Linked DNA regions of Homo sapiens: region 1 is linked to region 2. A link is an interaction called in ENCODE POLR2A ChIA-PET data of the cell type or tissue named here. Cell type or tissue: K562. All regions are shown on one strand. Links, peaks and the distances in the headings refer to the core of each region. The heading gives the core; the rest is flanking DNA. Region 1 overlaps CDT1 (chromatin licensing and DNA replication factor 1). Region 2 holds the start of PABPN1L (PABPN1 like, cytoplasmic).

Region 1 (4,585 bases), core at 586-4,585, 63 kb after region 2:
CGGGAGAACGCAGTAAACAGCTTTCCCACAAGAGCCGTCTCCTGTCCTCCTGTTCCCCAGGGCAGGGAGCCCCAGGACAACACCAGACTTCAGCTGTACTGTGGGCATGTGCTGCTTGGCGTGATGCCCAGCAGAACCTGTCCTGGTTCTCACCTCAGGAGCTAGAACCCTCCAGGCACTGCAGGAAGAGGCCATGTGGGCCCATCTTCTAGGGGAGCAAGCGAGGGCTCTTCTGCAGATCTAGTGGCTGTAAGCATGACTTTATTAGAGTTTAGGAGGTCAGAAATACTGAAGTCAAGGTGTGGGCAGAGGCCAGTCCCTTCTGGAGGCTCCAGGGATGTCCTACTTGTCCTGCCCAGCTTCTCCAGGCTGCCTGTGTCGGGGCAGGGCCGCGTCTTCAAAGCTGGCTGGCTCTGGCCCTGTCATGAAGGCCCTGTGATGACATGGGGCGTAGCTGGACAATTCAGGATCACCTCTCCAGTCTTGAAATTTTTTTTTTTGAGACGGAGTCTCGCTCTGTCACCCAGGCTGGAGTGCGTGCAGTGGTGCGATCTTCGCTCACTGCAAGCTGTGCCTCCTGGGTTCACACCATTCTCCTGCCTCAGCCTCCCTAGTAGCTGGGACGACAGGTGCCCACCACCACACCCGGCTAATTTTTTGTATTTTTAGTAGAGATGGGGTTTCACCATGTTCGCCAGGATGGTCTCGATCTCTTGACCTCGTGATCTGCCCACCTTGGCCTCCCAAAGTGCTGGGGTTACAGGCGTGAGCCACCACACCCACCCCAGTCTTTCTTAATGACAAAAGTCACCCTTTGCTGTGGGAGGTCCCATATTCAGAGGTTCCAAGATTAGAGGGGATGGCCTGCCACCCACACTACCCAACCCCATATTGCCACAGAGCCCCCTTCACCCCCAGCCACACTCCCGATGGCCCCCCAGGGGGTGCTGGATCTGGCTTCCCTTCCCCACCAGCAGCAAGGACAGAGGTGCCCACAGAAACCGGTTTAATGTGAATCCACCAGGTGAGCCCCATGAAGGGGCCCACCGCCCGCAGCCAGAGACCCTCGGGCTGTGCAGCCTGCAGCCCACATCTGCCTCTGGCCCTCAGGGGCGCTGGGGAAAGGAAGGCCAAAGTGTATCATGTTCATAAAAGAAAATGCTGGTGGGCCCAGGCCAGCGAGCTTCTGAAGCCCACGTCTGTCCACAGTGGCCCCCAGGCTCACAGCCCCTCCTCAGCACGTGTCTGGTGGGCCAGGCGTGCAGTGATGTGGGCGAGGTCCGCGGCCTTGTCCAGCTTGACGTAGGTGTCGGTGCGGATGCGGTGGAGGCTGAGCCAGTCCGGCAGCAGCTCGGAGAGGAGCAGCAGGTGCTTCTCCATTTCCCCTGGGGGAGGAGAGGAGGACACTGAGGCTGGTGCTGGGCCCCAGCCCTGCACGGGCAGCACTTGAAACCAGCCTGACCACCCAACCTCTGTGCCTGCCTGGTCGCCCTCAGGGCCCCATCACCAGGACTTAGGGCAGAGGTGGTTCTGATCAGAGGCCCAGGTCTGGGTGGTGTGAACAGTGACCGGAGAGAGCCAGGCCTACAGTTGAGGCCCTGTGAGGAGGCACCGAGCATGGAGGCCGCCAGCCCATGAAAGCCCTGAGGCAGGAGGTGCCCTGTAGCGTCAGGACCCCTATGTGCTCAGGGCCTGGTCACCAGAGGCCTGGGAGGCAGTGGAGGGTGCATGTGGGGCCCCTTCTGACCAAGGACTGCAGGTGGTCAGGGAAAGGGCCAGAGCTGTGAGGGGGAAGCTGCCTCCAGAGGCTGCAGGTGTGGAGGGGCCGGGCGGAGGCTCAGGGGTGGCTCCAAGGAGGGCAGAGCGCCCAGGACACACCAGTGCAAGAGGCCAGCGCCCACTGCACATCTGAACAGAACAGATCAGTGACAGACACCTCTGCTCAGAAAGCTGGGGAGGCAGCTGCAGCACCAGGCAATTCCACCCTGCACGCCCCTTCACCCCGCCCTGCACGTACCAGGGCTCATGATAGTACAACAGCTGCCCACCATCCTGGCACAGGCCACCTCCATGCTGAGCGCAGGCTTGCGTTCGGACACAAAGACGCTCCGCAGCACGCGGGCCAGCTCAGGCAGCCGTTCTAAGCGCTGCAGCCGCTGCTCCTGCTCCGGGCACCGCGTCATCTGTGCCAGCTGCTTCTGTGCCTCCTTGGCTCGGATCTGCAGCAGGTACCGGGACCTGGTTAGTGGGCAGCAGGTCACCAGGCGCCCACCCGCCATCACTGGGGACGACTCACCCGCTCCAGCAGATCCTGGGACACCCCCTTCAGAGCACTGGGAGAGGCTGCAGGCGGGGTGGCTGGTGGGGTAGCCGGCAGTGCTGGCCTGGGAGACCCGGGGCTGCTGGGCGCAGCAGAGCGCAGGGCCAATTGACTCAAGGCCTTCTCCATCTGCGGGAGGGACAGGTTGGACTGGAGAGGTCACAAGATGCAACGTGCCCCTGGCTGTCTGCCCAGGAGTCCCCGGTATCTCTCAAGGCACAAGTTCACCCAGCACACTGGGTGGTCTGTGCCGGTCAATGCAGTGTCCCAGTGTGCAGCATCGCCTGCCCAGGCCAACTCCCCACATGGGGCTAGTGGCAGAGCCAGGCTTAGAGGCTGCAGCTGGGGACAGAGGGCAAATGCCACCAACTCTCTGGATCCGCCAGCCAAGGAGGAAGCCAGATGAGGCGTCAAGCTCATCACCAAGGCTTCCACCTCTTAAGCCTGGGGTCAGGCTGGCCCACCCACCCGGGAGAAATGGGCTGCCCAAGCCTCGCAGTCTCACCCTGGGTGAAATCAGGTTGCGGGCCCGGGCCAGCACCTCCTGAGCAGTGGTGAGCTTCTCCGTGGCGGGTGGCTGGGGCAGCGCGGCCGGCTCGATGTCGGGTACTTCATCCACGTTGAAGCGCGGGTGCCAGCGGGTCAGCTGGTCCTCCGGCACCACCATGGCGGGGCTCAGGGAGGCCAGGAAGGCCTGGGGAGAAGGAGTAGATGGGTGACCCTGGGCACATCTGAGACAAGGGCAGACTGCATGTGAGGTAGGCCTGTGCTTACGTCCCAGCCGGGCCGCCTCGGGCAAGTCACTCAGCCTCTGCCCAGTGCTCAGCTTGGAGGGAGAGCACAAGGCCTCCCATGGTCCGCGCTCGCTGAACGCCTTGGGGACCTCCTCAGTGCCTGCGGCTGCACCCTGAGCACACCAGCCCTCAGCTCAGGGTGAACCCAGCCCAGTTCCATCCCGGGAGAAGCTGTGAGTGGCAGGGATGCTCCAAGCACAGGGTTAGGTGCTGAGGCAGTGCTGGTGCCACCATCTTCACACAGCGGGGCCGGGGGCCGCTCACCTTGTGGTGCTCCTTGACATGCTCCACCAGCTTCTGGCTGAAGATCTGCCGTCGCTGCAGGAGGCGCGAGGCCGTGAGCTGGGGGGCTGCTCCGTCAGCCTCTGTGGGACGAGTCCAGGCCTAAGTCCCCACCAGGCCACCCAGCCACCCACCCGTGACCAGTCCTGGGCCAGATGCCCAGCACCTCACACCCACCCTGGAAACTGTGCGGCTCACAGATGGGGAAACCGAGGTCCCGCACCCAGCACTCACCCTGCTCCAGCAGTGGCTCGATGGTGAGCTGGTAATCTGACCTCCTGGTGCCATCCTTGAAGGTGGGGACACTGCGCTCCTGGCGGAAGCGGTAGGAGGCCGGGTACACGGTTTTGATCTGGCCAACATTGCACTCCTCAAAACGCCTATGGGAGGATGGGGGCGGCTCAGGAGGCAGGCCCGGGCCCACCCCCAACTCCAGGACAGCCACAGCCCACCCCCGGCCACTCACCTACGCATCATGTCCTGGACGCCCCGCTGGACCTTGGCAAAGGTGGGCGTCTCGGAGCGGTTGTGGAGCATGCCCACGATGGTGTCCATGCTGCGGAACATCTCCGCCAGCACCTGGTACTTGTAGGGCAGCACGAGTCCCGGCAGGCCGGGCTGGGCCAGGGCATGGAAGCGCTGGTAGGCGGGCGCCTTCTCGCCACTGTCAGGGAGGGAGGAGCCTCATGAGAAGCAGTAGGCCCCTACCCCTCCAACGCCACAGCAGGCCCCTCGGCCAGGGAGACCCTCCGATGGGGCCTGCCATGCCACACACGATGGCTTTCGCGGCCCTTGCACACCCACCAGCACTGGCACCGTTAGGGGTAGCAGTGGTGACGGGAAAGCCCGGCTCCACACCCCAGCTCTGCTGTGTCCACGCAGCTCCCCCAGGGAAGCTCTGCCCTCTCCCCAGCGCAGTTTCGTCAGCTCTCAGGGGCAGAGGCAGACAACACACCAATGCATCAGGAGCATTTGAAACCTGCCAGAGTCCCCGAGGCAGGAGCTGCCCCCCGCAGGAGGGACTGAGGGCACAGCGCCAGCAGTGCCCGGGACCTTTTTCTCAGGGGTCTGGGTCCGCGCCCTGGTGACCTCACCACCACCCTCCCTGGAAGGAGCAGACCTGGGCCTCTGACAGGCTCGCTGGGCCACGCCTGCCACCAACCCGGCCTTTGCCGGGGCCTCGTGGCCG
Region 2 (7,348 bases), core at 1,166-5,165:
GAGTACCCATCCCCATGGTTCCGACCTGCAGTCTACACCTGCAGGCATCTGCTTCTCTTCCCCCAGGCAGAGGGGGGTCTGGGCAGGGGCCACACCTGGACTGGGGAGAGTCACCCTGTCTCTACCCCTTCCCGGCTGCCACCTCCACAAGCTCACAGATCACTGGCTAGAGGCGCAGCCTGCCAAGCTGTCCTCCCGCCAGCCACTGTCAAGACAGGACCATGGCAAGCCAAACGCTCTTCAGAGCCTTTTCCTCAAACCCCAAACCAAACGGCAGCTGCATCTCCCATCCTGAGATCACAGCCAGGACAGGACAGCCGTGAGGGAGCCCAAGGCCCGGCCGGACGATGGCCTGATGGGTTAGCAGAACCAACATGACCTCTTTGGAAAGAGGCTCGTGATGCACGCCCCTCAGCCTTTGCCACTCCTCCTCACTGCTCCTTGTCCCGGCCAGCCTCGGACCCAGGAAGCCTTCCTCTGAGAGGGCCTCCCAGTCCCCAGCAGAGCCCGGCTCTGTGCTATGGCTGTGCACCCGGACGGCTCCTTCCAGTCCAGTCCTCTGACCTGAACAAGGCAGAGACCAGCGTCTCCCACGGTGCTCAAGGAGTGGGTGTTGGGAGGGGCCTGCTGAACACCCGCAAGCCCCTCTGCCTGCCAGGGCCGCCCCAGGACCTGGCCAGGGCTGAGGCTGCAGGACTGGAGGGGCCAGCCTCCCAGGAGGGCCCACGAGGCCCAGCCAGGTGGGGACAGGCCACAGAGGCCCGAGAGGTTCAGTGATGGGGGGCTGGCGGGAGAGCCGGCGGGGATGGGGGGTTCACCCAAACGACACAGTGACAGGGATCAAGATGGGCCTAAAGGGCTTCTGTTTGCCAGTTTTTCCAAATAGATCCTCAAGCTGACACCAAAGCCTGACTCCAGCATCGATCCCCATCCATCCCAGCCATGTGCATGCCGGCCCCTCCGTCCTCGTGCCGGCGCCACCCGGCCCCCAGTGACTGGTTCTTCTCTCTCATCACGTTTTCTTCTGCCCCATCTGTCCAGTATCCCAGAGATCACTTTCCCCACCCCCAGCCCCCGCCCTTCCCCCCCACCCACCCCTCCACCCCCACGCGCCCCACATGCGTGTCCTCTGTGTGTCCTCTGGCCACCCACACAGCCGTCCCTCCATCCCACCCCACCCTCTCCACCCACGGACCCCAGAGTGGCACCAGCTGCCCCCCGTCGTGTGCCAGTGACAAGGGTTGCTCCTGCCATGACCTCAGCTGTTGCCCTAAGGGAACCTGTTGGTGGGCGGCAGCCTCTTCCATACCCAGCGCAGTCCAGGACTGCTCCAGACACCTGCAGGGGCAGATAAAATTCTGCTGCAGGTGCTGTGAGCAGGTGGGACCAGTACCTCGCAACAGCTCTGGCCAGTTGGGGCCACCTGGAGCTCCAGGTGGGTGGCCGGGGCCAGGAGCACACACTGGGTGGCGGCCCACACACCTGCCCAGGGTCCCCGACCAGGGCGCCAGGGTGAGCACATTCCCTGGCAGGGCCGCGACGCTGCAGGGCCGCCCTCTCCCACTCCTTGTTTCCAGGGGTCAATGCCTGGAGGGGGTGTCCCCAGGAGAGGAGGGTGACCCCATGCAGCCTCCCCGAGACCCCAGCACTCTTGGAGCCCCACTCCTCGGGGTGTACTCACAGGTGCCAGGCTCCCATTCCCTTTCCTGGGATCCCAGATGGCTCAGAGTTGAGTCCTTACGGCCTGAGACTGGGGACTTCTGGGAACAGACCTGCCTGGATAAATTCTGCCAGGAGTGATGGGTGCTCCCCAGGGTCCTCTGCAGCCTCCCTGCCCTGCATCCCCGAGCCCCGGGGCCTATTTCCTCCCACACTGCCCTGCAAGCTCCCACACTGAGGGGGTGCTCTCCAAAATGGGGCTGGGGCCCTGGATGATGAGCGTGCTGGCCGGAGAGGAAGACAGTGAGGAGAGGGGGGAGTCCATGGGGCTGGCCTCCCAGAGGCCCGCCAGCTCCCGTGCACACTTCAGAGATAAGGCCAGGGCGCTGCTGACAACCCCTGCTCCATTTTCCCGAAGTTCTAGGAAACTCCATTTTGGACACTTTCTGTTCTTTATGTTTCAATCCAGCCAAGCCCCGGAGTAGCTTCCCAAAGACCCAGAGGAACGGGAACTCAGCGTCAGTACTCAGAGTGAAACCTGCTTTTGAAATACGTCAATGACGGCAACAGGCCTCCCTTGTCCCCACCTGGCTGGGGTGGGGAGCCCCGCCAGGCCAGCTGTCAGCTCCCCAACCCCATCTGCCAGGGCCGAGGGGGTCGGGCCGGTGAGGACCAGGCGGGGGCACAGCCATGTGCAGCCTGGTGGGGAGGGGACTTACTCTCTACTTTCTCCTCCTCTTTTTTTTGACTCTCCCAGAGGAGTTGAGTTGTTTTCTGTAGTTGTGAGAAGCCCATGCCCTGGGTCTGCAGGCTGTGCAGGGCTGCGAGGTGGCCCTCGCCGCTCCGTCTGACGTACTATGGGTTTGGCCTGTAGATGCTGTGAGATGCAATAGTCGGGTTAGCGCCGTGTCCGTGTAATAAAGCGAACGTTCGCTGTCGCCTGGCTGTTCCTCTCCTTGGGTCCCAGGAGGCTTCGGCTGAGCCTCGTCTCACCCGTGAATTCACTAATTACCTGCTGGGGCTCCTCCGTGCCTGGTAGGGCGGGGCCTCCCCATGCACCACGCACACTGCAGGGACAAACAGGCCAGTGTGTGACGTGGGGCTGGGGCGACGGGGAAGAGGCAGGGCGGGAGCACGACGGGGAAGAGGCAGGGCGGGAGCACACAGGCAGGGAGGAGCAGCAGCCCCAGCCACGAGGGTCCCTGCAGGGCTGGCAACGGCTGAGCCTGCAAAGGGGACTTTGGGGGGGTCCCAACAACTTTACACCCGGGAGATGGTCCTGAGGATTCCAAGACTGGAGCCCCTGCCTGAGCAGCCCCACCTCAGACAGTGCTGGGGCTGGGGCCATGACACCTCCGACCCCGATGGGGGACACAGGGGACCTCAGGGGACACAGACAACACTGAGGGGAGGCCAGGCACGGTGGCTCACGCCTGTCATCCCGGCACTTTGGGAGGCCGAGGCGGGTGGATTGCCTGAGGTCAGGAGTTCAAGACCAGCCTGGCCAACATGGTGAAACCCCATCTCTTCTAAAAATACAAAAAATTAGCTGGGTGTGGTGGCGGGTGCCTGTAATCTCAGCTACTTGGGAGGCTGAGGCAGGAGAATCCCTTGAACTCAGGAGGTGGAGGTTGCAGTGAGCCGAGATCGTGCCACTGCACTCCAGTCTGGGCAACAGAGTGAGACTCCATCTCAAAAAAAAAAAAGAAATGAAAACTGAGGGGACACAGGGGACCTGAGGGTGGACAGCACAGGAAGGGACGGCTTGCCCCTCTCAGCCACCCCCATGGGGCCCTGGTGTTGGGTCACACACGGATCCTGTCTGGAATAGGAGTTGTCCTGGGCGCTGGGGCCCCAGGGGCCAGGCTGCCATGAATCCTCAGGCCCGGCTCTGGAACAGGGTGTATTTGAAGAGTGTCACTGGAAAGGCCAGGGTCGGAGCCGTCTGTCCCCTGCCAGGCAGCTGGCAGGAGCCCTGGCCGGGCCTTGTGTGTCAGCAATCTCAGACAGGGTGAGGATGACAAGGTTTTCCATGGCCGGGGCCCGAGCTCAGAGGGGCATGCGTCAGGGCCTGGGCCGAGTCCAGCAGACTCTGGTCTTGGATGGAACTGGTTGCAATCCTGCCTCTGACAGGGAGGTGGAGGCACGGGTGCTGGCAGACCCTCCAACACACAGGCACAGACACACGGGGCAGGGGGCTCCATCCCAACAGGAGGATCCCAGGCTGAGGCCGCACTCCACCCAGCGTACCTGTCCTCGGTGCAGATGTGGGCGCTGCCCCTGAGGAGCTTTGGTTTCTAAGGGGAGAGCTGGCCAAGTCATCAACACTGGACGGACAGCAGGAAAGGCGTGAGGACAGCGGCTCTCGAGGGAGGAGGAGCAGCCCGGCAGCCCTCCCGGAAACAGTGGCACCGTGTTCGCAGGGGGAACAGCGTCCAGGGACCACGCACACGTAAGTGTGTGGCTGTGCGGAGCCAGGGAGAGGGGAAGGGGCGTCCAGGGCCATAGCCAGGTTCCAGACAAGGCCCATTCCTCCCCGACCTCATGAGCCTGCCCCAGAAAATCCTCTGGGTGGTGAACAGATGGGGTGACAGCATGGTCTTCAGTCAGCCTCCTGGAGGTGGGAAAAGAAAACAGAATTTCGGGACCTAAAACGCACTAAGCCAAAGGGAAAAGTCAAGCTGGGAGCCGAATCACACACACCTGCCTCCCATTTTCTTCCTAATTGGACAGCCACGAAGATGAAGAAGCCTGTGCCTCCTCGCATCGCGCTTACAGGGAAATTCCTTGTGGGTCCCAAGATCTTGGCTCTGAAACAGTTCTGCTGGATCCCACCCAGATAGTGTGATCTAGCAGCTTATCTTCCCAGGTATGGGACAAAGGACAGAGCTAACGTTACCCTCCGCTCACCGGAGGCGAATGCGAACCTGCCAGCTTCCTATTCCCTGTGGCAGTTTTATCTTCTGTGGAAACGCAGAGTCGCTGAGCGTGGGGCTACGTAATTCTCTTCTCTACCCCCACCTTCCACATTTCAAAATGTGCATTTGGTGACTGCCAATCAGAGATTCAAAGGAACGCTACCACTTGCCTTTTATCCGCCCTCCCTTTTCTTTCCTTCCTGTGTTCCCCTCCTGCCCGCTCTTTCCCTTTAAGTATAAAAGTCTCCAAACCCTCTTTGGGTTTTTTTGTTTTTGTTTTTTGAGACAGTCTCACTCCGTCGCCCAGGCCGGAGTGCAGTGGCGCGATCTCGGCTCACTGCAACCTCTGCCTCCCGGGTTCAAGTGATTCTCCTGCCTCAGCCTCCCAAGTATCTGGGATTACAGGCGCCCGCCACCATGCCTGGCTAATTGTTTTTGTATTTTTAGTAGAGACAGGGTTTCACCATGTTGGCCAGGCTGGTTTTGAACTCCTGACCTTAAGTGATCCGCTCACCTCGGCCTCCCAGACTGCTGGGATTATAGGCGTGAGCCACCATGCCCGGCCTCCAAACCCTCTTTGGAAAAAGCAGAGCACAGATGTTGCCTGTGGCTTCGTGTTTCTTTTTCCTGGGTGCACCCTTAACCTTGGCAAGATACACCTCTAAACTGATTGATTGAGACCCATCTCAGACACCTTCTGGCTTTTACAGAGGTGAGAACAGACTGGGTGCAGGAGCCTGGGTTCCCAGGCTGTGGCAGCCTCCATGTCCACCTGCTCCCCGAGCCCCCAGCCCAAGATGGAGGAAGGGCCGCCCTGCGTGGGTGGTGCATGGTGCAGCAGTGCAGCTCCAGCCTAGGCCACGCCCTGTCTCTCTCTCCTCCCCCAGTCCCAAATTCCCAGGAATCCCAGCCCCACTGGCTAAACACCGGGGTGCAGTCACAGAGAGGATGGCCTCGGCCTGGGGGTAGGAGCTGTGCAGGGGGCCCCGTCTCCCACCACCAATGGCAGGGGTAAGAGCCATGCATGACCCCCTGGCCCCGAGTCCTTCACAGAGTGGGTGGGAGACGGCAGCACTGGAGATGAAGGCCAGAGCAGACTCCAGCAGCCGCGGTGGCAGGTGCAGAGGGAGGCGCAAGGGCGGACACGGGTCACCTCCTGCTGCAACCCTGCATGGGTGAAGCCAGGTGCAGACACCACCGGATGCCCACTGAATTCCGCCACAGTAACTCACGCCGTCACTCCCCACGGAGACCCCGCCCCACAATAACTCACGCCGTCACTCCCCACGGAGCCCCCGCCCCACAGCAGAATAATTCTGGCCTCATGGAAGTGGCTCCCACCTAAAAGATGACCCAGACCAGGTGCGGTGCTCACGCCTGTAATCCCAGCACTTCGGGAGGCCGAGTCGGGCGGATCACCTGAGGTCAGGAGTTCGAGACCAGCCTGGGCAACATGGTGAAACCCTGTCTCTACTAAAAAGACAAAAAAAATTAGCTGGGCATGGTGGCAGGTGCCTGTAATCCCAGCTACTCAGGAGGCTGAGGCAGGAGAATCACCCGAACCTGGGAGGCAAAGGTTGCCGTGAGCCGAGATCGCGCCACCGCACTCCAGACTTGGCAACAAAGCAAGACTCCTGCCTAAAAAAAAAAGAAAAAAAAAAAAAAGGCCCAGAATAAGGGTTAGGGAGGCAAGGGTCCCTGGGGACTCCATGGGGGTCAGGATGCAGAGACAGCTGTTGCTGCCCCTCCTCTGGGCCCAGGACCCCGCCCCAACCTGCCTCGGCCCTCTCATCCCATGCACCTGCTCTCGGTCTCTGCTCAGGCCCTGCCTCTCCTGGTCGGAAGCCACCTCTCCAGCCTGCTTGGTCCCTGGTACTAGAAGAAACCACTCCCGTGTTCCCACTTAGATCGAGTGTTCATGCAGTGTGGCGTTCGTGCCGTGTGGATGCTGCTGAGGTGTGAACCCTGTCACAGACCAAGGCTCCAGTGAGCCACAGCGTGGCCAGGCGGAAGCAGAAGAGACCGGTGACCCCCACTCAACTCAGCCTCTCCTTCCTCCAGGGAGAGTGTCCTGGAGGTACCTGTCCGAGTGACAGGGAAGGGGCGGGGCCGGGAGCCAAGGCTGGAAGCTCAGCCCCACTCAGCCTTTGCAAATGCTCTAGTGGGAGCAGCTGGCCTCAGGGGAGGGCTTAAAACTCCAGGAGAGCCTGGGCAGGTGCGGACGCGAGGGGAGTGGAGGGGAGGCCTCGCCTGGCCCACCTTCCTCCTGCCCCTCTACCATGTGGCCCTTCCCGAGCCGCTCTCTCTTCCCACCCCCGACTCAGGCCTGGCTCCAGACGGTCTCCTCAGACCCTGAGGCCCAGGGCTGGGGGGCCTGGAACGAGACCAAGGAGATTCTGGGGCCAGAGGGTGGGGAAGGGAAGGAGGAGAAAGAGGAGGAAGAGGATGCAGAGGAAGACCAGGATGGGGATGCAGGCTTTCTGCTGTCTCTGCTGGAGCAAGAGAACCTGGCTGAGTGCCCATTGCCTGACCAGGTAACAGCTGTGTGGAGGCCCTGGGGATCTCAGGGGACCTGGGGCACAGGGGCTGGTGGAGACACGGGGTCTGGGTGACGGATGGCTGCAGCTGACTTAGGAGGGGAGAGGGCCATTGCCCACCTGCCTGGACGAAGGTGGCAAGGAGACCCCCCGCCCCCAGCCACACAGACTGCAGGGTCAAGGTGGCCTCTCTCGCCTGGGGAAGGGCCCTTGAGGTGCGGTTTCGGGGGCTTC

The links. Peaks named below come from ENCODE experiments on the same cell type or tissue, not always from the same donor. Only the 100,000 strongest peaks of a DNase experiment are listed, where the experiment ranks them.
Region 1: POLR2A ChIA-PET joins it to region 2 with 6 read pairs; 21 of 35 experiments call an interaction of 5 or more read pairs at or near these places.

What each region holds. Positions count from the first base shown.
Region 1 is chr16:88,804,915-88,809,499 of GRCh38, reverse strand. It overlaps CDT1 (chromatin licensing and DNA replication factor 1), which reads right to left. Exons shown (of 10, transcript NM_030928.4): 4 at 3,863-4,060; 5 at 3,631-3,776; 6 at 3,379-3,479; 7 at 2,826-3,014; 8 at 2,297-2,449; 9 at 2,018-2,219; 10 at 242-1,385. The coding sequence ends at 1,222. APRT (adenine phosphoribosyltransferase) reads left to right here. Exons shown (of 5, transcript NM_000485.3): 5 at 1-161. Among named protein-coding and RNA genes, the nearest start is that of CDT1, 3.4 kb to the right of the region's middle. RefSeq lists enhancers at 2,146-2,659, 3,397-4,279, 4,280-4,585. In K562, for the core only: no CTCF peak of the experiment used is centred there; no DNase peak of the experiment used is centred there; H3K4me3 peaks cover 705 bases.
Region 2 is chr16:88,866,115-88,873,462 of GRCh38, reverse strand. PABPN1L (PABPN1 like, cytoplasmic) reads left to right here and starts at 6,803. Exons shown (of 7, transcript NM_001080487.4): 1 at 6,803-7,111. The coding sequence starts at 6,857. RefSeq lists an enhancer at 2,096-2,235. In K562, for the core only: no CTCF peak of the experiment used is centred there; DNase peaks (open chromatin) are centred at 1,992, 2,273 and 2,752; H3K4me3 peaks cover 303 bases.